Linked DNA regions of Mus musculus: regions 1 and 3 are each linked to region 2. The links are chromatin loops, found by intact Hi-C in ENCODE. Cell type or tissue: left cerebral cortex. All regions are shown on one strand. Each heading gives the region's core, and the rest is flanking DNA. Links, peaks and the distances in the headings are about the cores only.

Region 1 (7,965 bases), core at 1,008-6,007, 690 kb after region 2:
CTAAGGCTCACGATTGACATATCCTGACCTATCCCTGGGGTCGTTCCTGGTGTCTCTGTCCCCAATTTTACAGCCATTCCTTGTACTATACAGATGGACCCACTTGCAGATGCTCCATGCATACTCACTCTCTTGGCTTATTGTAAATTACAAGCTTCGAGGTTCCTGGAAAACCACAGCCCCCAGGATGGCCAGATCACTGCTCCTCATTCGCAGGTCTCAGAAGGTCACTAATCCTAGGAAGGGTCATTAATTTTGGCCATAGAGCAAAGTGCTTCTCAGACAGGGTCACTATCCCAGGTTGGCCCCAGAGTTTTCCTTTTCATGGCCAACATGCCTTGTGCCCCTCCAGAGGACACTAAATGGGAGCTACCAGACTTGGGAAACAGGAAGACAGAGGTATTTTCTGAGTGCCAACATCTAATTCTGGGCAAAGGGGACAGTGGAAGATGAAGATAGGTCTCTTAGGTCCAGACTTGTTCCACACACTGCTCATCTCTGGTCATGCCACGGCCCCTCTGCCTCAGCCTGGCCACACTAGCTACAGGGGCCTCAGGAGCAGGGTTAGACTAGATGTGCACTCTCTGCTTCGATCAGGGCCCGCAGCTGAGAAATTTCCCACCCCAGCCTGACCCTAGGAGGTTCTCAGTTATAGAGAGAGATCCAGGTTCCCCGACTGAGGGGAAAAAGATAATTCTCTAGAGGAGCCTGAGAGGAAGGCAGGATCCGTGGGGGATGTGACCATTCTTCTATCTAAGCACTTACTAGCCCACAGACTGTCAGGTCATTGTGTCAACACACACTTTACAAGTGGTGTAAAGACCCCTTGACCACAGGAGTGTCAAGCATTGTGAGGCCTCAGGCCTACCTAAGTGTGTTAAAAAAAAAACATATAGTAGCCACAGGAAACTTCAGGCTCTGGGCACCATGTGTAGACACCACACACACACACACACACACACACACACACACACACACACAAACACGAGCTGTGCCTTTTTTGGGCCCAGCTGCCCACACTCATAAACGGGAAGAGAGGCTAGCTTTCAGGGACTTGGGCAAATCCCCTCACCTCTGAAGGGCCTGTTAGTGTTCTGTGGCCTGGCGGTCATTCCTCCTTCTCAGCTTCCTGGGAGTATTTAATGAGATAATGTGCCCGCCTAGGCTCGGCCTCATACCTGGCCTACCACAGAGCTTACTAAATGGAAACTCTTATTCTTCCATAGAGCCTCCCAGGAAGACACTCTCATCCCTAGTGACACACATTCGTACCAGTTCACACAAGTTTTGTGTGCTGCACATACATTTTCCAATCCCCTCTAGTTTCACACACATGTCCACATTCACATGCAAACCAGACCCCTCCCCACCTTTGTCGAGCACTGGCTGGGCAAGGAGAGGTTCTGGCCTTACGGAACCTAGAGTCTAAGCCTCCATTTCTCATGTTCACGGTCCCTATGGAGATGAGAAGGCGACCTTTGCTTCTGTGACTCACGTCCTTGACCTCTCTCTGCCTGCCTTATACTCTATGCACAGAGCAGTGAAACTATTCGCCCAAGGCCACACTGCCAGGAGGCAGAGAAGTCAGGCCATCTGGACAAACAACTTGACTTTCTCCTCACAGCTCTCTGTTCTATCACAAGGCTCTGGGCTGAGGAGTGGTGTTTTTGCTGAGCCACCAAGACCAGCCAGAGGCAACACCTGGAAAAGCAAAGAAAGGAGCAAGGAGCAAGAATTCTGACCCTTGATGCCATGCCAACTGGTGAACCCAGTGATGCTGGCCACCCTCTGATCTCTCAACAATTATCTCTGTGCCCCCTTTCTGCCCCTCCTATAGTTGTACATACCACTCCCTCCAGGCAAAGAAGAACCCCCTTCGTTAGCCCAGTGCACCCTGGAAGCCAGAACCAGTAGGCGACTGCTTTCATGTGGTGCTGCAACACCTTTGTTTAGTGCTTGCGACATCCCTGACATTATGCACTGCCCTGCTTCAAACATAAAAAGCCCGAGGCTTTGAGTTCACTGCAGTGGCACCCTGTCCTCTGCTCTGCCATCTTTAGTCGGAATGGTCTCTAAGAAGCTTAGCCTCACCCATGAGCACTTCCCAAGCCTCCTAAAGGAGGGCAGCTGATTTCCAGGTTGGGCCCAAGCTAACTTCCCGCCTCCAGTGAATGCCTTGGCTTTCCCCAAAATGACTGTCTCTAGGTCTGGCTCAGGGAGAGGATAGGATGGAGAGAGCTTACCCTACTCTCCCTCCCCCGACCCCTACATCTGTTCCAGGACCCTAGAGCTATACTGCAGAGCCCTATGCTTCGGAAGGGTGTTTCACAACGGCGGCCAGGCAATGTGGGGGTGATCTCTAAGGCCAAAGGTTCAGCCATTCTTTCTCCCTATCTCCTCCCTATTCCTGCTCCAGCTGCATGCCTGCTTTATGGGTGTTTGCACTGAGATCACCTTGATCTGTCAGGTGACAGCCCAGTTCTGGTCAGGCTGATAGTGTCTGCAATGAGAAGAACTCCACCAAGCCCAGTCTCTCTCCCTCCCTGTGTCTCTCTACTGTCTCATGACCCTTTGATCCCATCCTGGATTCCTAGCACCTGCAACAAGTCTGTAGGCCCTGTTCAGGCAAATGGCTTAACCCAAGAGAGCTTGGAAAATGAGAGCATAGGACTGAGAGCTTAGGAGAGCCAGAGCCTAGTAGGTGGGTGAGGTTCTGGCCTGCAGCTAGGGGCCAGGGCTTTTCTAAGGCACCACCCCCTGGCATCTCAGCCCTCTTGTGTTTTGTTGAGCTGGTCTCAGCTCCCTCTACAAGGTCCTCTGTCCTGGCTTCTCTCTGATGCTACAAGACGTAACCCAGGTGCAAGGGGAGCCTGGAGCAGTCTGGCCCAGGCCACCTGTCGCTCCCTCACTCTGGTTACCTGGAGAATGTACAAGGAGGGGCGAGGTTATTCATCACTGTCTAGGGCTCAGGAATTCAGGCGAAGGGAACAGCAGCTGTCCCCACTTATCACTGACCCCAGCCTGGTTCCCTATCTTAGATGGGGGAGGGCACTGATGCCTGGAGAAACAGCACCTTTGCCCAGACCGGAGAAAAACATCGGAGAAAACCCCGGACGCACCAGGCTCTGTGTTTACAGAGTAAAGTTGCTGTGGAGGAACAACCCGGATTGAGCAATGGAACATTCCGAGGAGATGCGGCTGTCTGGAAGATCTAAGCCCTCATAAGCCTATGTACTGATTTCCTGCCTCACACTCCCGTAAACAGGCTAAAGGGTCAGAGTCTATGTTTTCTTCACTGATAACCTTAGCCCTGTGGGAGACAGGTCACGAGATGCAGGGGACATCTTTGGACAGATAAAGGTCTGAATCTATCTTTCCAGAGAACTCCTGGCAGATAATAGTACTCTGGCCCACTGTCTGTCCCCTCCTATCCTTGAGTCAATTCAGACAACATGGCTGGTACTGAAACCTCCTCTCCCTGCTAAGAACTTAGCTTAGGTGGGCTTTATGCCACAGTCCTACCTCCATCTACTTCCCATAAGACCCCAGTGACATCCTAGACCTTTAATCTCTTCCACTTAAGCCAGGCCTCTACCTCCCCAAAACTGCCTAAGGAGGTCAGGCTCAAATGCTGACTGCTCTTTATTAACAAGCCACCTAGCATCTTCCCCCACAGAACATTTTCACTTCCCAGGCCTGGCTTGTCTTTCGCAGCCCTTATTCAGGACACAAAGCTAAGCATGGAACAATCTCTGCCTCATGGCAAGGGCATGTGAACTTTCTTCCAGGAATTTGTCCTGGGCAGGCCGGTGTGAAGGTAGGAAGATTCGAAACCCCGAAAGGGGAGTTCCTGAGGGATTAGGGTTCCAAAGACAAGAGAAGGAAGGAGTGGGTCTCAAAGGTGGGAAAAGAGGGGTTTTGACAGGTGAGGGACTCAGAGATGGAGTTCCCTTTTTCTAGTACCTTCTCTATTTTTCAAACTCTGTCTCCCTCCAGTGGTCCGTTTGGAAATTGCAGTCTCAAGGCTGACCCAGCCATGAGCCTGCTGCCCAACAATCCAACAACAGGCGGAGTTCTGGAGTCTGTCTATTTGCAGTGTTGGCTGGGTCTGAAAGAAGCCAGGAATGCACCTCCACCCCCTTTCTGTATACTGTCTGTCCCAAGATGGAAAATCAAATTATCAAGTCTATCCTTAAGCTTTTACTTCTGGGTGGCCTTCTTGGATGACTTGCTAGTCTTGTCTCACAGTATTGGCTGAAATTGGCATTTGAACTCAGGTTATTTATGTGCATCTAATTAATTACGTGCACTCCATGAAACACTAACCTAAAACAGAATTTTCCAACAGCTTCTCCTTTATGTGTTGTGCCAAGGCTAAGTAACAGGATGGGCATACAGGAGGCACTTAATAATTGTCCATCGCAATGGCGGTAGTGTTGAGAATGAAAGCTACAATTTCCTGAGCACCTGTTATGCTCCAGGTGCTTTGTATACATTCTTTCACACAAAATTGATTTTATATACAGATAAGGAAGTCAGGGCCCCCTTAAGTTAAGCAACTTAAACATCATCTGGAGAAGTAGAAGTTGAGGTTTGACACAGGCCTCCCTGGCTTTTAGCTACAGGCATCTCAGTCTTCTAAGTGACAGATGTATCCTTTGTCCTTGAAAAGGTACAAGGATGAACTACAACTCAGTTCCTAACAACACAGCTGTCGTGAACCCCAGTCAAGCTTGTGGGGTGCAGTACACACAGTAGCTTGCTGTGTATAATGTCTCCTGTCTCCCATCACTGGGCAACTCTGCTGTGTCTTTTGTCATTAGCACACAGACAAATCCCAGCTACATACTCAATCTCCCAGATGCTGCCAAACGAGCAGCTGGTCAAGTTAAAGACTCCTACAGTCAGCTGACCCAGGGAAAGGTCAAGACTCCAGGGCTAAGGAGAGTGAGTCCCTTGGAAGTCTGTTCAAGACTCCCAAGGATCAGCGTGGGTCAGTCCAGCTCACAAACCCTGCTGGCCCTCTCTGGAAGTCTGCCATGTTCTGAGTCCTGAAACCTAATAGACCAAGAAGAAACAGATTTGGTAATATATACTGGCAATTACAGCCATTGAGATATGAAAACAGGAGAATCAGAGGTTCAGTTTCATCCCTAGATACACACTGAATTTGAGGCTAGTGTAGCTAAGAGGTGGAGGGGAGAGAGACGGAGAGAGACAAACACAGAGGCAGGGACAAGGGTGGAGGCAGGAGCAGGGGCAGGGGCAGGGGCAGGGGCAGGGGCAGGGGCAGGGGCAGGGGCAGGGGCAGGGGCAGGGGCAGGGGCAGGGGCAGGGGCAGGGGCAGGGGCAGAGGCAGAGGCAGAGGCAGAGGCAGGGGTAGAGGCAGGGCAGAGGCAGAGGCAGGGGCAGAGGCAGAGGCAGGGACAGAGGCAGAGGCAGAGACAGAGGCAGGGACAGGGGTAGAGGCAGGGGCAGGGGCAGGGGCAGGGGCAGGGGCAGAGGCAGAGGCAGAGGCAGGGACAGGGGTAGAGGCAGGGGCAGAGGTAGAGGCAGGGGCAGGGGCAGAGGCAGGGGTAGAGGCAGGGGCAGGGGCAGAGGTAGACAGAAACAGACACACACAGAAAGAAACTTGTATAACTCCTTTGTTTGATGTTATACTGTTGGCTAGCCCTCAAGCCAGCAAGCACCTTACAAAAGAGGACCCCATCAACCTGATCTTTACTTTTCAAAAAAATATCTTTATCTTAGGAGTACAGGTGTTTTGACTATAAGCATTTCTGTGAACACACGTGTGCTTGGTGCTCAATGAGGTCAGAGGAGGACATTAGATTCCCTGGGACTGGAATTAGGCATGGCTGCAAGCCACCATGTGGATGCTAGGAACGGAACCCAGAGCAAAAGTAGCAGGTGCTGTTAACTGCTGAGCCATCCCCTCCAGGGCCCTGAACTTTCCTCTTCTCTGGCTTTGCTTGAGAAATCTTATCTGTGGGCAGCCTGATGACCCTGGAGGAAGCTGAGATAGATTACTCTAGCCGGAGGAACCCCTCCATGAAGATCCCTCCGGGAGCTCAGTTGTTGACCTGGACGAGATAACTGTGAGGGATAGGGGCTGGTGAAACTCTCCCCCACCCCCTTTTCCTATCTCCCCATTGATGTGGTCACAGCCGGACATTAAGACTTAGGACTTGATAACTGTGATCCCCCCTTTTTTTCCTTTGGTGAGAGACACACTGATTAATGCAGAAAATCTTGACTCTACTACCTCCAGGGCCACCCCAGGGCCCCCAGGGTCATAGGAGGGCCTCCCATGACCCACTGTTGAACAAGAACATAGTAGGCACACTCTTGGAAGGGACGGGCCACCATTGGCAACCCATCTTCCACCAGTGCCTGACAGGCTCTCTTCCAGTCTGGTTGATTGCTAGGAATGATACCACTTGCCTGGCACTCAGACAATTGGCCCTCCTGGTGCTGATGAGAGGAGATGGGCTTACTGACTGCTGACCTGTACATCCAGAGCCTCCCTAAAAAGCAGAGCCAGCTGCCTGCCCCAAAGGCAGTCAGGTCACCAAGCCCCCTGGACATGCTTAGCCACTCCCTTGATGAAATCAGGACGCTGGAGTCAGTGGTGCCCAGGTGGGCCTTGTGAGGAACACATGTCACCACTCCCCCTCCACACAGCTCACCAAGGGTCCTGGACAGGGCAGGGCTGTCACTCAGGCTTCATTGTGAGAGGCCAAGAGCCTAGTTCACAGTCACAGCAAAGGTTGAATGACCCATGAGAAGCATTTAGGTGGCAAATGCCATAGAAGGATTAGACCTGCTTAGCTGTCTTTGACCTCTTCAAATATTTGCCCACCATTTAGGTTGCATTCCTGCCTTTCATTTTGACTGAAACGTGTCTTTGGAGTCTACATTTCTTTTATTGTGTTACTGTTTTTCAGGTTATTCCTTATTTTATGACTACTTCACAGAGATAGAATCTGTATGCCATAAAATCTGCCCCTTTAAAGTGTACAAACCCAAGGGCTAGGGTGTGGCTTTCCAACAGTGTTTGCCTGCCAGGCTAAAGGCCCTGAGTTCCACTCTCTGTAGAACAGAAATCAGTCACTCAACCAATCAATCAGGGGTGTTTCAATCGGTACATTTTAATGCACTTGGATTGCTGTGAAAACATCACCATAGACTAATGTCAAAAGATTTCCCTACCACCTTGATAAACCTATATCCATTATCAGGCACAACCCACCTCATTCCTCATTCCTCCATCCTCTCTCTCTCCAACTCCTGGTGAAGGCTTTTATTTTTCTTGGTAGATTCGCCTATCCTGAATATGTCATGTAAATGTGTACACTATGTGGTCTTTGGTGACTGAATTTTCATGCAGGATTTATTTTAGAGGTTCATCCATATTGGATGATGCTTCTACATGATATTCTTCTATATGGATGGATGATATGACTTTATCCCTTCATCCACTCCTGAATATTTGGATTGTTTCTACTCCTGGCTATTAAGAATCACACTGTGGGTCTGGAGAGATTATTTAGTGGCTAGAAAAAGTGGCTGCTCTTGCTGAGAACCTGGGATCGACTCCAGCACCCACATGGTAGCTCACAACATCCAGTTCCAGGGAACGTGATGATGTGATGTTCTCTTCTGGGAACACACACACACACACACACACACACACACACACACAGTCCCCGATGAGATGTGAGAGAGCCACTAAGGATAGCCATTTAAGGACATATGAGAAAGGATTCATGAAGGGAGTAGCCAGTGGATGGTAGGGTGTAGGGAATTATTCTATCTTCCAAATAAAACCATTAGAAATCACACACACACACACAAAAACCAACCCAGAACCCATCAAAATCTATAAAACTAAAATCTCAGTTTGAGTCCCAAAACAAAGAGTCAATGTTCCCACCAACGACCTCCAGGAAGATTCTATTTAAA
Region 2 (7,965 bases), core at 1,997-6,996:
GAATGAGGAGACAGGGTGTCATGAAGAAGGGGCTCAGGATTGCCTGTCTCTTTCATGGCATCAGAAAACTGGATTAAAGACTTAGGGAAAATTGGGCTTTGGACCTCAGTTGAAGGAGAAAGCTCTGGAAGAGGTAGAAACCACAGGAGGAGACCGAGAAGCTGGCACAGCTTGTCTGCAGGCATTAGACAATAAGAGCAGGAGAGCCCACTTGCTGCTGGAGAGAGACGCAGAGAAAGAGAGAGGAGAAAGGACCTGGGGAACTTGAGAGGAGGCCACAGCAAAAGCAAAGGGTTAGCATGAGGAGACTGAGCTCTAGTACCAGAATTCCTGCTCATTTGCTGAGGCCAAATGGTATTCCCCGATGTATCTCAGTTCCCGTATCTGTAAAATGGAGGCAATCTAGATAGTTGTGCTCTCATAACATACACACGAACGACTGAAACCCCTAAATAGTAATTTATGCCAGGTGTAAAATTCCTACCACAAAATGCTACCCATCATGCATCCCCACTTCCAGCTCACAAAACACTCAGAACTTGGGCAGGGAAAGGATATTTTTCCTGTTTTACAAATGAGGAAATGAAAGCTTAGAGGAGGCAAAGAAAACATGCCTGAGAGCAAACTGCTAACAAGCCCTCAACAGATGAGATAAGACCTCCAGAAGCCGAGAGAACCTCTGCCTTCCCAGACATCAAACTGCTCTCTATCAGCAATCAATGTGAGAGATTTAGTGTGGGGTCAGAAGGAGCCTGGATCTGACTATAACGTGGAGAAAACCCCCATAGAAAAGTTGTGCCATGGTTTTCATTCATTCTGGAGACTGACAAAAGAACAGTTGTGGCCATGGGCTTGGAGAGGGGAACCACAAAATATAGATAGCCTTTATTCTGTCTGCTAGGAGCCCTCTGCTCTCACTGAGGACGTGCATCCTTGACAGGCAATTAGAGTATGTACCTCTACCTCTGTATGGCAAAATGTGTCTTTCTTCATGTGATTGCATGTCTCTGACACCACAGGGAGATGCATGTGACATGGCGCCTGCTTCCACAGCACTGTTTATGAAAGTGACAACCTCTCCGTTCCTCTGTAGGACTTCGTCCAGAGTCTTGCTAACGGTGCATGGCTGGATGTGTTTGTCTCTCTGTCTGTACACCTTTAAGAAGTGGAATATCTCATTTGGTAGTGTGAGTGAAGCAGTGAGTCAGCTGAGGCTGAGTGAGGCGGGAGGAGACTGCTAGGTTACGAGAATAGGAAAAGGGAGAAGGAGAAAGTGAAGTCAGGGTGGACGAGCTACCCCTTTCCTCCCCACTCCTCCACCACAAATTCCCAACGGGGCCATAGACAACAGCAGAACCTTGCACAAGTCCACAGGAGCAATGCTTGCTGGAAAGAGGCACTTGCCACCCTTTCTCAAGGCCTTGAAGGGAGATGTTCTACACCAGGAGGTAACTGTCTCACTCTAGCCTACAGCCCCGAGCTCCAGAAAGTGTGACATCTACCTGGTCTCATTGTCACTTGACCTTTTGACCTTGCTGTTTTTTCTTTGCCCCCAAAGCAGGCCACCTGGCCAGGCAGGAAAAACAGGGAAGTAGATTCAGGCCCTAAAATGTGTATAGCCCCACCTACCTATTATTATACAGAGCAACCCTACTGAGGGTCAAGAAATTTCTCAACACTCAATTCTTTCCTAGGAAGGTCCCTTTTACAGTTACCTACTCTCTAATTTCGTCTAGACGCCCATCCCTAGCAGCCAGAAAGCCAGGTTTTCCTATCATCACCCTGGAGCACTGCGAGTTTTGTAATGCACCAACCTTCCATGGCCCTTCCAAGAGCTGATAAGCCCTGCTTTCCCAGCCTTCTTTCCTCAGAAGACTGAAGCCTACAGGTTCCCTCCTTATGAGAAGACAGGCATCCCTGGACTCCCCTACTTAGGATCTGGCCAGCAATCTCAGGTCATATAAGGTCAACAGTGTGGTCAGTGTACCCTGTCACCAGGCGTGGCCTGGCCTTTCATCAATTGGCAGGAACTAAAGGATGAGGATTAGGCAGTCAAATATTCTTCCCCCTGTCTTTTGAACACCCCCTAATCTTTCCACAGCCAGTCCCAGGGCTAATTCTAGTCCAGGAGTGGGGTTCAGAGCCAAACAGGAGACTGGGGAACACAGACTCTCCTGCTACCACTTTGCCAGCCAAGGGCCCCACTTCCCCCTCATACAGGAAGCAGTGTACCAGGAGGCTCCAGCCTTAAAATGTTCGAACCTTAAACTCACAGAAGTTGACCTGAATCTATCTCTGTAGCTCCCTCTCTAGGGAGGGGTACAGGGTGACACAGTACTACACTGGGAATGGTGGGAGCCGTAGGGGGGGGTGGGGGGTGGAGAGGGAGACCTTTATTTTTTTCTGGTCCCACTGACACAGAAACTACCTCTGGCCAGGCAGCTATTGTGGCGTAGGTCACCAATCCCTACCTTGCAGCCTTTCGTGCAGGACCGGATAGAGTACTCTTCTGCCTGTAAGTATTTATGCAGCACGAGGTCGAACTCATCATATTTTTCCTGAGCATGTCGATCCAGTCGCTGGTATGCCTCTATGCAATTGCTACATGCCTCCCAGGTCCCAGAGCCCGGGCTGGCCACTACGGCCAGTAGATCCCCCAGCAGGGTGTCCAAACTGCAGTCCAGGCTGTCGGGGCGGTCCATGCCAAGCAGCAAGTCCCAGACTGTGTAGGTGTCGCAAAAGGAGAGAGTGAAGTTCCGAAAGTGGCCTTTGAGCAAGTTTTTTTTGGCGGAGGGGAACTCCGGGGCACGGGAAGGGGAGTCAGGGGGCCGCAGAGGGGGAGCCGGGGTGGTCGGTTCGAAAAGTCTCTGCAAAGATTCCAATTTGGTGCAAGCTGCGTCCAGCCCGGTGGGCTCTGGGACGCCGTTGCAGACCGGCCCGGAGCCGGCTGCAGGGGCGGCTTTGGTCAGGTTGCTGTATCGCGGGCCGCAGGTGCCCGAGGACGCGCTGGGCTCGCCAGGCGACGGCGGCGGCGGCGGCAGCACCGCGCGAGGAGGTACCGGCTGCCGCTCGCGGCCGGCCCCCCAGGGCGGCCGCATGGCGCTGCTCAGCTCCCTGGCCCGGGGCCGGGCCCCCGCGCACAGCCACAGATGGTCAGCGAGCAGCACGGTGAAGAAGAGCAGGGACGCCAGGGACAGTCGCCATCGCTGCGCCCGCTCCGAATCGGCGCAAGGTTTGTCGCTCTGCCTGGGAGCCCAGCAGCAGCAGCAGCAGCAGATAGTCAGCGCGGCGGCGTCTTTCCCGGGCCACATCCAAGCGCCCCTGAACATATTTCAGGGGGGTCCGGGCTGGAGGGAGTAGGCAGGCGCGAGGCCGGACGGCCGTCTCGGGAGGGCGGGCTGCGCACCGCACCGCGCTCCTCAGCGCCGTCCAGGCTTTACCTCGGGGGCCGCATGGCTAGGCAGGCCGGCCGGCCCGGGGCCCCGCTCAGGCCGTTGTGGCGGGGCGCTCTCGGGCCGTCCCCGCGCCCCTCCCGCGCTCCCCTGCTGGCAGCCGGGGCGCCGCCGCCCGGCCCGCTAGGCGCAGCCCGGCGTCCCGGCGGGGGGCGGTGCGGGGCACTGGGGCGGTGGCGGCTGCGGCGGCGGCGCCGCACTCCTCATGGTGTCGGGCCCCTCCGCTACCCCGGGCTCCGCGCCACTTCACTCCGCGCCCCCGGCCCCCTGGCTCGCACTCTGCTCTGGCCGTCCGTCTCGGCTCGGCGCGGCTCTGCGCCCCTCAGCGCCGCCGTGCGGGCCCCGCCGCGCTCCACTCCGCTCCCCTCGCCCGCGCCGCTCCTCTCCCGCCCGTCTGCCCGCTGCCCGCTGCCCGCTCCGTGCAGCTCCCCGCCTCGCTCGTGCCCTCCTAGGCCGGCCGGCCGGTCCGCCGCCGGCCCTTCGGGCTTCCCTCGCGCTCTGGCAGTCCGCTGGGGCCGGTCCCGGGCCGGCTCCGCTCTGGCTCCGCACCCGCGGCTCCCGGAGTTCCGGCTCGGGCGGGCCACCTGGCTCCCCGCAGCGCCACAGACGCCGGACGCGGACGCCCGGCTTTACTTAGTGCGCCTCTCGCTTCCGCCTCTGCTTCGCCCCGCTGTGGCGGCCGCCCAAAGGCATGGCCCCGTGGCTCCCGCTGGCCATGCCCCCTCAGTCTGTCGCCATCTTCCGCTGTGCGGAGAACACCTTGAGAGCCCGTGTGCGAGTGTGTTTGGGGGGGAGCAGGGCGGAGAAAGAGGCACCGGGAGGAGGAGGGAGCGGGACTGGGGCCCCGACTGCGCCTGCGCCTCAGGACTCCCCCCTCCCCAACCCCAGCCCCCGCCGGCCGCAGCCTGTGCTGTTTGGGGATGTTTCCAGTCCACCCCCAACTCCATTCACTTCGGCGCCTCCGTTCACCCGACCGCTCCCCGTGTGCACACGCCACACGCAGAGTCCCAGGCCTGGCGCTCCCCCTCCCCCACCAAGCGACCGCTCGCCTCCCTTCCCAGGACCGCCCCTCGCTCCCCCCCGAGGGCTAAGGGACTTCTGAGGGTGATTCTAAGAAGCAGGGGGCATCTCCTTAGGTTCTTGCTACCTCTCTGGGTAGCCTCGCCCTCGTCCTCAGGACTAGGGGACACTAAAGCCGGTTGCGGATAGGACCGGTCCAGAGTCCCTAACTCCGCTAACGCTCTCACTGTCCTGCCTGAGGCCAAGACTGCCCCTGGTGCTGAAGGACAGCTCCCAGTTTAGCTGTAGAAGGGGACTGAGCTCTGAGTGCGTCCTGAGGGAGGCAAGGCAGTGCACTAAGACCGGTAGTAGTGGTGGGGTGTCGTTTTTGCCCTTAGGAAGATTTCCAGCAGCCTCCCCCCAAAACCCGTCCTAGCTTCCTGGCTCCCCCTACAGGCTGCTGAGAATAGCTGAGCGCCAGAGTTAGGGAAGCTGTGCCGGGTGGAACCATGCGCTCCTGGCTCTTAGAGTCACATGGCTCTAGGAACTCGGACATACAAATGTCCTGCCGCGCTACTAACCTTGTTTGGACTCCACAAACATCTCAGATTGCTCCTGTGGTATACTTCCTTTTTGCATTCCCTTTTTCCGCTGCAACTCTTCCGTAATAGTTTTGAACAAACTACTCTCCCAGGGATTTGTTACTAATCATAACAATGGAAAAAGAACCTTTATTGAACACACATAGAACTTGCTAGATACTGCACTTGGCACTTTAATTTGCTTTAGTCTTCTGATCTCATCAACCTTATGAGATAGATGTTAGCGTTGTCTTCATTTGCATGCGAGGAAGCTGAAATTTAGTGTCTTTAAACCGTCTCAGATAACCGGTGCATCCTGACAGAAACCCAGGGAGTCTGACCCTAGACCTCTCTACAGTGTCAGGAAGGCCTTAGAAAGATGAAGGAGTAGAAGACACAGGCCTGTCTTAAAGGAAACTACAGTTCTCCGAATACGGAAATGAGAATTATATACTGGCTAATGGAATTCATGGGTAGAGGATGTAGGTTCAAGTAACACTTCTAAACTGACCAGGCTTTGTGCCCTGAAAGAATCTGTTCTATGTTTTCTTCTTGACAGCATGAGGGAATGCCAAGGGCTAAATGAGATGGGTAGGGACTGTTAGCACTACTCAGTGCTAAATTGCAAAGGATGCTTGGAAATCTGAGTGTGGGGGATGGTGTAGCTGGTTACTAAAGAAATAGCAGAATTGGGTGGGTGAGTGAGGGCATTCCAGATAAAAGAAACAGGAGAGAAAATTTTTCAGGGGTAGAAAGTAGACATATATGTTTGTAAGTGTAATAGTTTTAGACTTTAGAGGCAAGGAAAAGCAAGCTATAGCAAAAAGGGGGGAAATGGTGAGACATTCAAGAGGCCTAGTCATTCATTATATTTAAGCACTCCCTGGACCAGCATAGGGTGTTGCAATTGTCCAGGTATAGCCTTGCTATGGAAGTGCTTACAGTTGAATTGGGGAAGCAGACATGTCACAGGAAGGAAGGGATTATAGCCTAATACAAAACAATGGTATCGATGAGAGATCTCCCTTCTATAGAGAGATGGACTGGTCGACTCTGAAAATTTCCTCGGAGACAATTTTGCCCATAGCCAGGTCAGGTGGCAAATATCTGCTTGAAAATGCATCAAATTCCATGCACTATACTAGGTACCAGTGATAGAGACCCAAGTACAATATGTGCCCTGGGGTAAAAAGAGGTTAGTTGAAGTGGTATGGGATAAGTGGGTCTTGGCTAAACAGAAAGTAGAGGAAGTGTGTATGAAGGCTGTCTCAGGAGAAGGGAAGTCATGTGTAAGGGTGTAGAATCGAAGACAGGAAAAGCCTGTTTAGAAACCTACAATGTAGTTTGCTGTGGCTAGGTGTAAAGTGGAACCAGTGCTAAAATGGAAGCTGAGCATTTGGCAGGGACCTAATCATGGGTCCCTGGATCTATAGAAGAGATTGGAAGATTCTTGAGAAAAGATACCATGACCAGGTTTGTATTTCCAAAGGATTGATTTAGCTAAGGCATGAAGACTGCATTGGAGGGGCCAAGACTGGAGGCAGGGAGATGGGTTGGGAGACTGTTTAGGACTGGACAATGGTAGCATCAGCTGAGGTGGGAGAAGAAATGATATAGGAGGAAAATGAAAGAGGTATAATTGAAAGGATCTAGGACTGACTTAAGAGTAAGGAGTGGAGACAGTTCTGTGAGAGAGGAAGGTGAAGCTAGAGATCTCCATTAGTGACACTAACAGGCCTCCTCCTGGCCACCTAGGGAGTCTTTGAAGAGCCATTCTTTATTTAGTCTTTGGAAGATTTCTGAGTTGTGTTTAACAAAGAAGGCTAGTATGCTTGGTTAAAAACTGATTGGCTGGCCCGCAATGATTGATACCCTTTCTCACCATTGGAAAGAGCAGCCTGCCTGGCCTAGGCTATCATCTCTGAGTACCTCTGGAGCATTCTGTGAGAAGTCATTCAGGCAAGACTCCCTCTTTAAGGTGAAATGTGTCTCACAGAGGCCCATTTATCACAGGAGTCCAATATCACAATGACTTGCCCACACAGCACCTGGCGCAAACAAAGGAGAAGTGGTAGCATGCTAGCAACCAGAGGAGGACCTCATTCTCACTCTAGATGACACTGGAAGTGAAATGGGGGTGTGGAAAGCCTTGGCCTCTGCTAGAACAAAGAAGCTAAGGTGAAAAGGGGGACTGGAGCGGCACACTCCTCTGTACCACTGCTAGGCTCCAGCCAAACTTCTCCCTAACTCTTGCTTTCCATCTGCACCCCAAGCAGAGACAAGGGGCTAAAGGCCAGTCTTGTCTGAGGGGGCATACACTACCCAGGAAGCACACATTCTAACTAGACCAGAGAGAAGACAACTTGGAGTAGAGGGAGAAGGGAAAGGAAGGTTTCCATGGTAAAATACTGACAATAGGAAGAAAACTAAGTGGGAACTCTTTAAAGATACCAGTGTGGATACACAGGAGGCCTTCTATTAAAGCCAGGTGTTTAAAAGTCACCGGCAAAAGCAGGAAGGAAGAGTGTGCAAGGAAGGGTGAATCTAAGAAGAATGACAAGATGGCTTAAGCACACCTTGAGTTAAAGGTTGTCAGGCTCTGACTGTATCCCATTGGGGGCACTGTCTATTCCAAGGTCTGAGGAATTTTTCTTCTATCTATAGCCCACACCTACACTAAGATGAGAAGGCTTAAAGTAAACCCAGCTTTCTCCAACTCCCTACTTGGAATACAGCATCAGTCTTTGCTACTGGTCTGAGTTTGTTCTCCTTTCCTGACCCTCTGCCTCATCCTCCACTTCTTCTAACTCACATCCTATACCCAAGTCCCAGCTTCATACCTACCTATATCCTAGCAAGACCCAAGCCTACCATCTACAGAAAGTACTGACCCTGAACCTTAGCCCCACTGCAGAAGGCTCCTGGCAGGCCCA
Region 3 (7,965 bases), core at 1,008-6,007, 660 kb before region 2:
TGCTAGACACACACTCTGCCACTGAGTTTCATCCCTGGTTCTTTTTCTCTTTTTCTCTTGAGATAAGGTCTCACTTAATTGCCCAAGTCGCCTCTGAATTTGACATTTTCTTGCCTTAGCCTACTGAGTAGCTAGAATTGCAGAGTTGCATCATCCAGACTGCTTTCCCATTTTGCCCTTTTATAACCATACTCACCACTTTCTTTCCTCTCATCCTTAATCCCTGGCAACCAAAATTCTTACATCCCTTTCTTTTTGCTTGTTTGTTTTTTGTTTTTTGGAGACAGGGTTTCTCTGTATAGTCCTGGCTGTCCTGGAACTCACTTTGTAGACCAGGCTGGCCTCAAACTCAGAAATGCATCTGCCTCTGTCTCCCAAGTGCTGGGATTAAAGGCGTGGGCCACCACCACTGCCCAGCTTTTACATTCCTTTAATTTTGTTATGTGAAGAATGTTATAAGGCTCTATCTATCCAGCTGCCCATTGAAATAGATGCAGAGACCCTATCCAAACATTAGGTGGAGCCCAGGGAGTCTTGTGGAGGAGTTGGGGGAAAGATTGAAAGACCTGAAGAGGATAGAGACTCCACAGGAAGACCAACAGAGTCCACTAACCTGGACCCTTGGGGGGGGCATCATAGAGACTGAACCAGCAACCAAAGAACATACATGGACTAGACCTAGGCCCCCCAAAATATATGTAGCAGTTTAGCAGCTTGATCTTCATGTGGGTCCCCCAACAACTGGAGTGGGGGCTGGTCCCTGACTCTGTTGCCTATCTGAAGAACCCCTTTCCCTAACTGGGCTGTCTGGTCTGTCTTTAGTGAGAGGATGTGCCTAGTCCTGCAGTGACTTGATGTGCCAGAGTGGGGTGGTATCCAGGGTGGGGGGGGGGTCCTCCTTCTCAGAGGAGATGGGAAGAAGTAGGGGGTAATGTGGGGAGGAGCTATGTGAAGGGGGGACTGGAAGGAGAAGGGTGTATGATATTAGGATGTAAAGTTAATAAATAAATAAATAAGTAAAATGTTATAAATGAAATTACGTAGTATGTGACCCTTTGCAACTGGCTTTTGCCCCATCAGCACAGTGCTTTGGGATTTATCCAAATTGTTAAATGCACCAATAGCTTGTTTCCTTTTTATTGCTGGGTACCATTCAGTGGTGGATATACCTTAGTTTATTGACCCAGTGACCTAATGAAAGACATATTGGTTGTTTCCAGATTTAAGGTATTAAGAACAAAGCTGCTGGGGGCTGGAGAGATGGCTCAGAGGTTAAGAGCACTGACTGCTCTTCCAGAGGTCTTGGGCTCAATTCCCAGCAACCACATGATGGCCCACAATCATCTGTAATGGGATCTGCTTTCTTCTGATTTGTCTGAAGACAGAACACTCATATGCATAAAATATATGAATAAATAAACCTTTAAAGAAGGAATAAAGGTGCCATGCTTCTGCATGGTTTTGTTTAAACAAAACATGTCTTTACTTGAACAAAAAAGTGTGTTTATTTATTTATTTTTTTTTTGAGACAAGATCTGACTATGTAGCTCTGGCAGGCCTAGAAATTGCTCTGTGGGCCAGGTTGTCCTCAAACTCAGAGATCTATTTGTCTCAGTCCCCTGAGTGTTGGGACCAGGGGTATGAGCCACTTTGTCCAAAAAAAACCTTTTTTAAAATTTTGACGAATTCTGATAGCAAGTTTTTCTTTTATGGATTGTGATTTTGATGTCCCCTAAAGCCTTGCCCTAGGTCTCAAAACTTTTTCCTGTAAATTTGTATTAAAATGTATTCATTCATTTTTATACATGTGCAATGTGTGTGTGTATGAGTATTTCAGTGTGTGTGTGTGCCACATGTGTCCGGCCGGGTATTTTTAAAGGTCCGAAGATGGTGCTATTGATGTGCGGAGCTAGGTTTACAGGTCCTTATGAGTCACCTTGTGTCGCTGTTGGGAACCAAACTTGGGTCCTCAAAAAGAGAAGCAACTGCTCTTGATTTTTGTTTTGGCTTTTTTGGGGAGGGAGGAGAGGAGGGAGACTATCCTTCATCGAATTTTTTTTTTTTTTTTTTTGTAGAAGACAAAAATCAATTAGACAAATTTGTGGTCTAATTCTGCATTCTCTTCTGTATTTTACCTGCGTATGTAATTCCTACCAGTACTAAAGAACATAGTCTCCTGAGACAGAGTGCCCTGTGTTCATTGCTAGATGCTGAGTGAACTACCCTTCAGAGCTTCCTGCCTCATTCATTCAGTATGTGGAATGGGCCTCCAGAATCCCACATGATCTTGCCTCTGCCTACTTCACTGGGGGTCCTTTCCTAGCCCGTTGCTTTGCTTTCATTGTGTTCACTCTGCTCCAGTCACAGGGGCTTCCCAATTGCTCTTCAGTCACGCTGTACTTCCCCTCCCTCCCCATCTTTCCTAGGCTGTTTTCTTGCCCAGAACCAGCTTCCTGCAGGCGTCATCATGGCTGCCTCCTTTACCTCCCACTAGTCTTGTTTGTGTTTTTGTTTCTTTTACTTCAAACACAGCTTTATTTAAAACAGAGAGGATTATTTTGCCTCTCACTTTCTTGTTTTTCTTTCTTTCTAGCATTCACAAACGAACACAGCATCATCTAATATATACGTTACCTATTTCTCAACACACACTTTATTATCGAATACCACCAATCTCTGCTCACTTGTTCTTGTCTGTCTCCCAACCTGCACGCTGTGTGCTCAGTGAGAAGAGGCTTTTTTTCTTAGTTTGGCTCTCTGCTGTAGTCTTAGTTTTTCAGACTGTGTCTATTGTAAAGCAAGTCTGTTGCATGAAGAAATGAAATAAATGGACAGGTGGATGCAGGCATAAGCGAAAGAATAAATATCGTGTGAGCCCCAGCCTGTTTTACTTGCCTTGTGTCTTAAGCATGTAACCTTGGACTCACTCATTTGCTTCTCCTATGGCTGACCACCAGATGGCAGTTGGAGCCTGAACTTCTGAACCTCCACCCATTGCCCCGCCCCTAAGCCAACCCTTCACCCAGCACCAGTCAGTCCTGCCCAGAACTGTTATTTGTTTGTTTTTGTTTTCTGCTTGTCTCTTTCTTGTTGGTTGTTTTTTTAACCTCCTTATCCTAAGAGCTCACTGATTTTGTGCAAACTCCTAACTTAGATAGTAGCATCAATATCTGAAGTTATTTTTTTTCTTCTTTAGAAAGGTTCCAATTTCTTTCCTGTTCCACTGCTCTCTCAAGTTCAGATGGAAGACCCTGCCCATTGTGGCGATTCCAAAGTAATTATCTACAGCCTCTAGGACAATAAGATAAATGGCCCTAAAGAGATTTGACTTCTACTTCTTAACTTCAGCAAACCCCTCTGAGAGTTGATGTGTCCTCACATGAGTAAAGATGGTGCATTTCATCACCATGGCTGAGCCTTAGGTTCTACACCACAGCACTTATTAGCCTTGTGTTCTGGTTGAAGTTAACCAGCTAACATAGATCTTCAAGCCTTGGTTTTCTTAGCTGCAAAATGGGGGTAATCATGGCACCACATTCACAGAGTAGGCATGACGATTCAACATTGGCAGAATGCCTGGCATAGAATAAAGTCCAATTAAAGAAAACCTGGAGAAGGGATGAGAATAAACATGACGAGACATGGTAGGGACTGGCCAGGGAATAAGTATGTGGCGCCAGTAAGATGACTAGAAGGGAGAAGCCCAGAAAAGATGAGAGACGCAAGAATTCCATCCCCAAACACATTACCTTTCAGCTGCAACTTGCAAGGTAGGTCAGATGTGCCAGCTAGTCAATGTGGAAAGAGCATTCTGCAAAGGAAACATGGAATATGCAAATAGAGGTATGAAACTCTAGCTGCTAACAGTCCTTTTAGTAAGTAAATAATTAGCATGACTGAAATGTAGGAATGACCAAAAGTAAAGCCAGACAGATGTGTAGGAGCCAGACTGTAAAGGGCCTCATGGGGTAGGTGAAAGAGACCAAAATTGACCAAGCTATGGTGGAGAATTCTCAAGTGTTAAGCAGGAAAGACAGTGATTGCTCCAGATGGCTTACAAGTCCAGTTGCCTTGGAAGGCGTAAGCTGGAGGCTGGGGAAAGATGTGCTGAGCTTAGAAGAACACTTACAGAGACTGGAGATGAAGGGCTAAAGTTTATGCATCGCTTTGTTTGTTTGTTTATGTTTATGTTCTTTTACCAGAGGATAAGATCAATAACTAAGCTTTCCCAAAAGCTCACCTGAGAAATAGAGAAAAAGCTAGAGCCAGATGAGAAAGTAGAGTCATGGTGAAGTGTGGAGTTTTAAAATCAGAATGAGAGTTGGGACTCTCCTGCTGCCCATAAGGCCTAACACTAATTAATGGAAGTTGATGGAAGTTGGGGGAGAGACCTCATGTCTAGGCCTGCCCTGGCTTCAGTCTGGTCCCTTATCCTCTGACACCCTTGTGTCTCTGAGCCAGAATGCCATGATATAAGGGCCGAGTGACTACTATTTTCATGGATTAACTGTTATGAGAGACTCAACTTTTTACATAGAGCTTGTGTTTCCTTTCCGATGGAGAGATTTTCTTTTTTTCTTTTTTTTCCATTTTTTATTAGGTATTTTCTTCATTTACACTTCCAATGCTATACCAAAAGTCCCCCATACCCACCCACCCCCACTCCTCTCCCACCCACTCCCCCTTTTTGGCCCTGGCGTTCCCCTGTACTGGGGCATATAAAGTTTGCAAGTCCAATGGGCCTCTCTTTCCAGTGATGGCCGACTAGGCCATCTTTTGATACATATGCAGCTAGAGTCAAGAGCTCCAGGGTACTGGTTAGTTCATAATGTTGTTCCACCTATAGGGTTGCAGATCCCTTTAGCTCCTTGGCTACTTTCTCTAGCTCCTCCATTGGGAGCCCTGTGATCCATCCATTAGCTGACTGTGAGCATCCACTTCTGTGTTTGCTAGGCCCCGACATAGTCTCACAAGAGACAGCTACATCTGGGTCCTTATAATAGTCTTCAAGGACTGAGAGAACTTGCAGGCCAGCCAGAGGAGGCATCCAGTTTGTTCTTTTTTTTTTAATTCCCCAGGATATGAGCCCAGCACTTTTCCTCTGTCCACTTTCTTTGTACTTTCAAAGGTCTTTATTCTCATACCACATCATTCTTGTATTCCACACCAGGAGTGGGTGGGAGAATGTTGCTCTTTACTTTTTTTTTTCTTTTCCAATACCAACACTTTCTTCCCTGGCATGGGCCTCTTTAAAAGTACCTAAGGCAGGATAGGTGAGATGGCTCAGCAGATAAATGCACTTGCTCTGTAAGCTTGAGTTACATTCCTGGAACCCACATGGTAGAAAGAACTCACACGAGTTGTCTTCTGACCTCCACATGTGCTCTATGGCACAAGGACATCCCTGTACTTAATAAATGTAATGAAAAATGCCCAAGACATACATTCATAGTCTCTTGTGTACACAGGAGGAAGGGGGGCAACCAATGCTCCACCTGCTCTCGGCCTCGCTATCTTGAACCTCACAGGCTGCAGTAGAAAGTCTGCCTTTGTACCTCAAGGCTGTCTTGGCTCTGCAATTTTCCTTCTAACCTAGTCTGGGGTGAAAATGTGGGAATTTTCAGGGGATGAGAAAGGGACAACGATCCCAGATGCATATGAATTAATTAATTCATTTTGTTTTATATTAAATGTTTTACAAGTATTTGTGCTGATTCTTCATAGCAACCCCGTGAGATGGGTCTTGGTATCTATCTGTATTTTGCACAGGAGGGAACTGAGGTGCGGGGAAGTCACAGAATTTGCTTAAGATTATTAGGGTAGTTATTGAAGAACTCAGAACTTAACATGTGTGTTTTACCTCATACTCATTTTTGCCTAGTAAGTCCTACTTCACGGGCACTGAGGATGGACTGAGAAGAGAACCCCCTTAACCTTTTTTTTTTTTTTTCTGCCACAGGAAAAGTCTAGAAGAAAGAGGTTTTTGTTTGTTTTTGTTTTTTTTTTTGTTTTTTTTTTTTCTTCTTTTTGTTCTGGGTGGCTGCCCAATCTCCAAGGAGACAAGACAATTGGTAGGCAGCATCTACTCTAAGGAATGAGAACTGGCTTCACTGTACTTGTGGTCTTCTCTCTCCCCCTCACATGGTGAGCTACTAGAGCCCACAAACTCAGGTTTGCTCCTCCTATGGACAAGCCCTTTCTGACCCCTTTGTTATTCTGTCTACAAAATGAGAGGCCCATCTGAGAAAAATGGCCTCTTAAGGCTGCTTCCAACTCTGACATTTAAGGACTGTATTAATTGTAGAGCACTGTAGGATCACCTGATTCACTTGTGGATAAAAACAAATTTCCTGTTGCCATAGGGAACAAGGGCTTTTTGAGCTAGAAAAAGATACTCAGGGAGGCAAGATAAATAGTAAAAAGGATGTAGGCGTTGAATCAGCCCGGCTTGGGTTAAAGACCTCTACACGAGGCAGGTCACTTTGCTTCTCAGAATTTCCGTTTCATCTATGAGGCAAAACCCAAAACCTACCCCTGTCTCTTGGAGTGAGGAAACATTTGACAGCACCATAGGAGGTGGTCATGGCCTTTCTTTGGCGTGAAGTGAGCTTCATCACTTCCTCCTCAATTCTGCTCCACTATTTCTCTTCTCTCTTCTAACAGCCAGGGTGAATATTTTCTGCTGGGGCCCTGGCTTCCGAACTTCTCTAGCAGGGTTCCATGGAGGACAGAATAACACAGCCTGTTTACCTCCTGGTAAGAGTAAGGGGAGACAGCGCTTCAGTGACCACAGCGAGGCTTCAGAAATAATCAGCTGGAGTTTCTGCTCTCCAAAGCCCTTCACCGAGTTCACTGGCTCCGATCCTTACTGTAGCACTCAACTTTCTAGGCCATCCCTTCTGGCTAACCACAGAGCAGCTTAGTGCTTGTGTCACACCTTTGCGTTCTAGAACTTTCCCCAAACTGCTCTGATTGTGGCTTGATTACTGAGTAGGCGGCTAAACCCTGTTCTTTGCAGAGTGTAAACCTCACAGACAATTACCTGATGGTCTGGTGCCGGGGACAGTTTTGAGCTTGTCTTTCCTTTTGGACAGTAAGTGCAGCAGCAAATTGAGGCAGGGGCATTAGCTGGTTTACCCATGCTGCTCAAGGTCTCCTGGGACAGGAATCCCTTTTACTTTTTTTCTTTGGCCTTCCTAACCTGTGACAGTTCCATTTGAGCCCCAATATACCAAAGTCACCTTCATTTGAGAAGTGGGATGTGTCATAGCAGTTTCTAGAGTCAGGCATGAGTCAGAACTGGCTTCTGACCACCGTTTTCCCTCCTCCCCCACTAACCATCTAGTTCAGTTTAACCTGTCTGATGACTACCTGGCCTCAAAACTCAAATCGCCTGTCTCTACCTGGAGTGATTGCCAGTTGGCTCCCAGAGGTGACTAAGTGGAACTGGCCTGAGAGCACTCATGAGACAACATTTAACTTGAGTGTCTTTATCTTGGCATGTCCAACCTAACCTAAAGAGGAACCAGCTGGCAGCTCACCCAAGAGTTGTATTTGGTAGGTTTCTTGCCCTTCAACACCTGCCAGTGGCCTGGAATTGTCCCCTGAGTGTGACAGGCAACTGCATCGTGGCATCACCAGTTTCCAAGTCAGCTTTTACATCCTCACAGCCCTTCCTTGTTATCTCTGCATCTCTGGCAGAGCCTTATTTCACTTTTGCCTAGGTGGTTCTTGGAGATTATGCCCAGGCTGGGAGCTGTGAACTCAGATAGGAACATGGAGTGTGGAAAAGAGCCCTTTTTAGTGGTACTGCCTCCCCTTCTAGCCCTTCAGGGTAGCTTTTCTAGTGAAAGCATTGGAGTTCTCAAAGAAACAAGCTAGAATCGGATAATTCAGAATTTTCCCAGTATGCCATGGTTCCCTGCATCTCTGGCAGTATTGGCCTAACCTTAATCCTGTTTGGAA

Evidence for each region. Peaks named below come from ENCODE experiments on the same cell type or tissue, not always from the same donor. Only the 100,000 strongest peaks of a DNase experiment are listed, where the experiment ranks them.
Region 1: it touches region 2 in a loop (2.5-fold over the local background); 2 of 42 quality-filtered maps call a loop at or near these places.
Region 3: it touches region 2 in a loop (5-fold over the local background); 15 of 42 quality-filtered maps call a loop at or near these places.

What each region holds. Positions count from the first base shown.
Region 1 is chrX:99,126,328-99,134,292 of GRCm38, reverse strand. No RefSeq gene overlaps it. Among named protein-coding and RNA genes, the nearest start is that of Efnb1, 5.8 kb to the left of the region's middle. In left cerebral cortex, for the core only: a CTCF peak has its summit at 4,003; a DNase peak (open chromatin) is centred at 3,998.
Region 2 is chrX:99,816,433-99,824,397 of GRCm38, reverse strand. It overlaps Tmem28 (transmembrane protein 28), which reads right to left and starts at 4,234. Exons shown (of 3, transcript NM_001081283.2): 1 at 2,472-4,234. The coding sequence starts at 3,329. In left cerebral cortex, for the core only: a CTCF peak has its summit at 4,908 (motif pointing left); DNase peaks (open chromatin) are centred at 3,338, 4,245 and 4,847; H3K4me3 peaks cover 2,739 bases; H3K27ac peaks cover 735 bases.
Region 3 is chrX:100,475,529-100,483,493 of GRCm38, reverse strand. It overlaps a transcript of Awat2 not described here. Among named protein-coding and RNA genes, the nearest start is that of Igbp1, 15 kb to the left of the region's middle. In left cerebral cortex, for the core only: a CTCF peak has its summit at 2,952 (motif pointing right); a DNase peak (open chromatin) is centred at 2,958.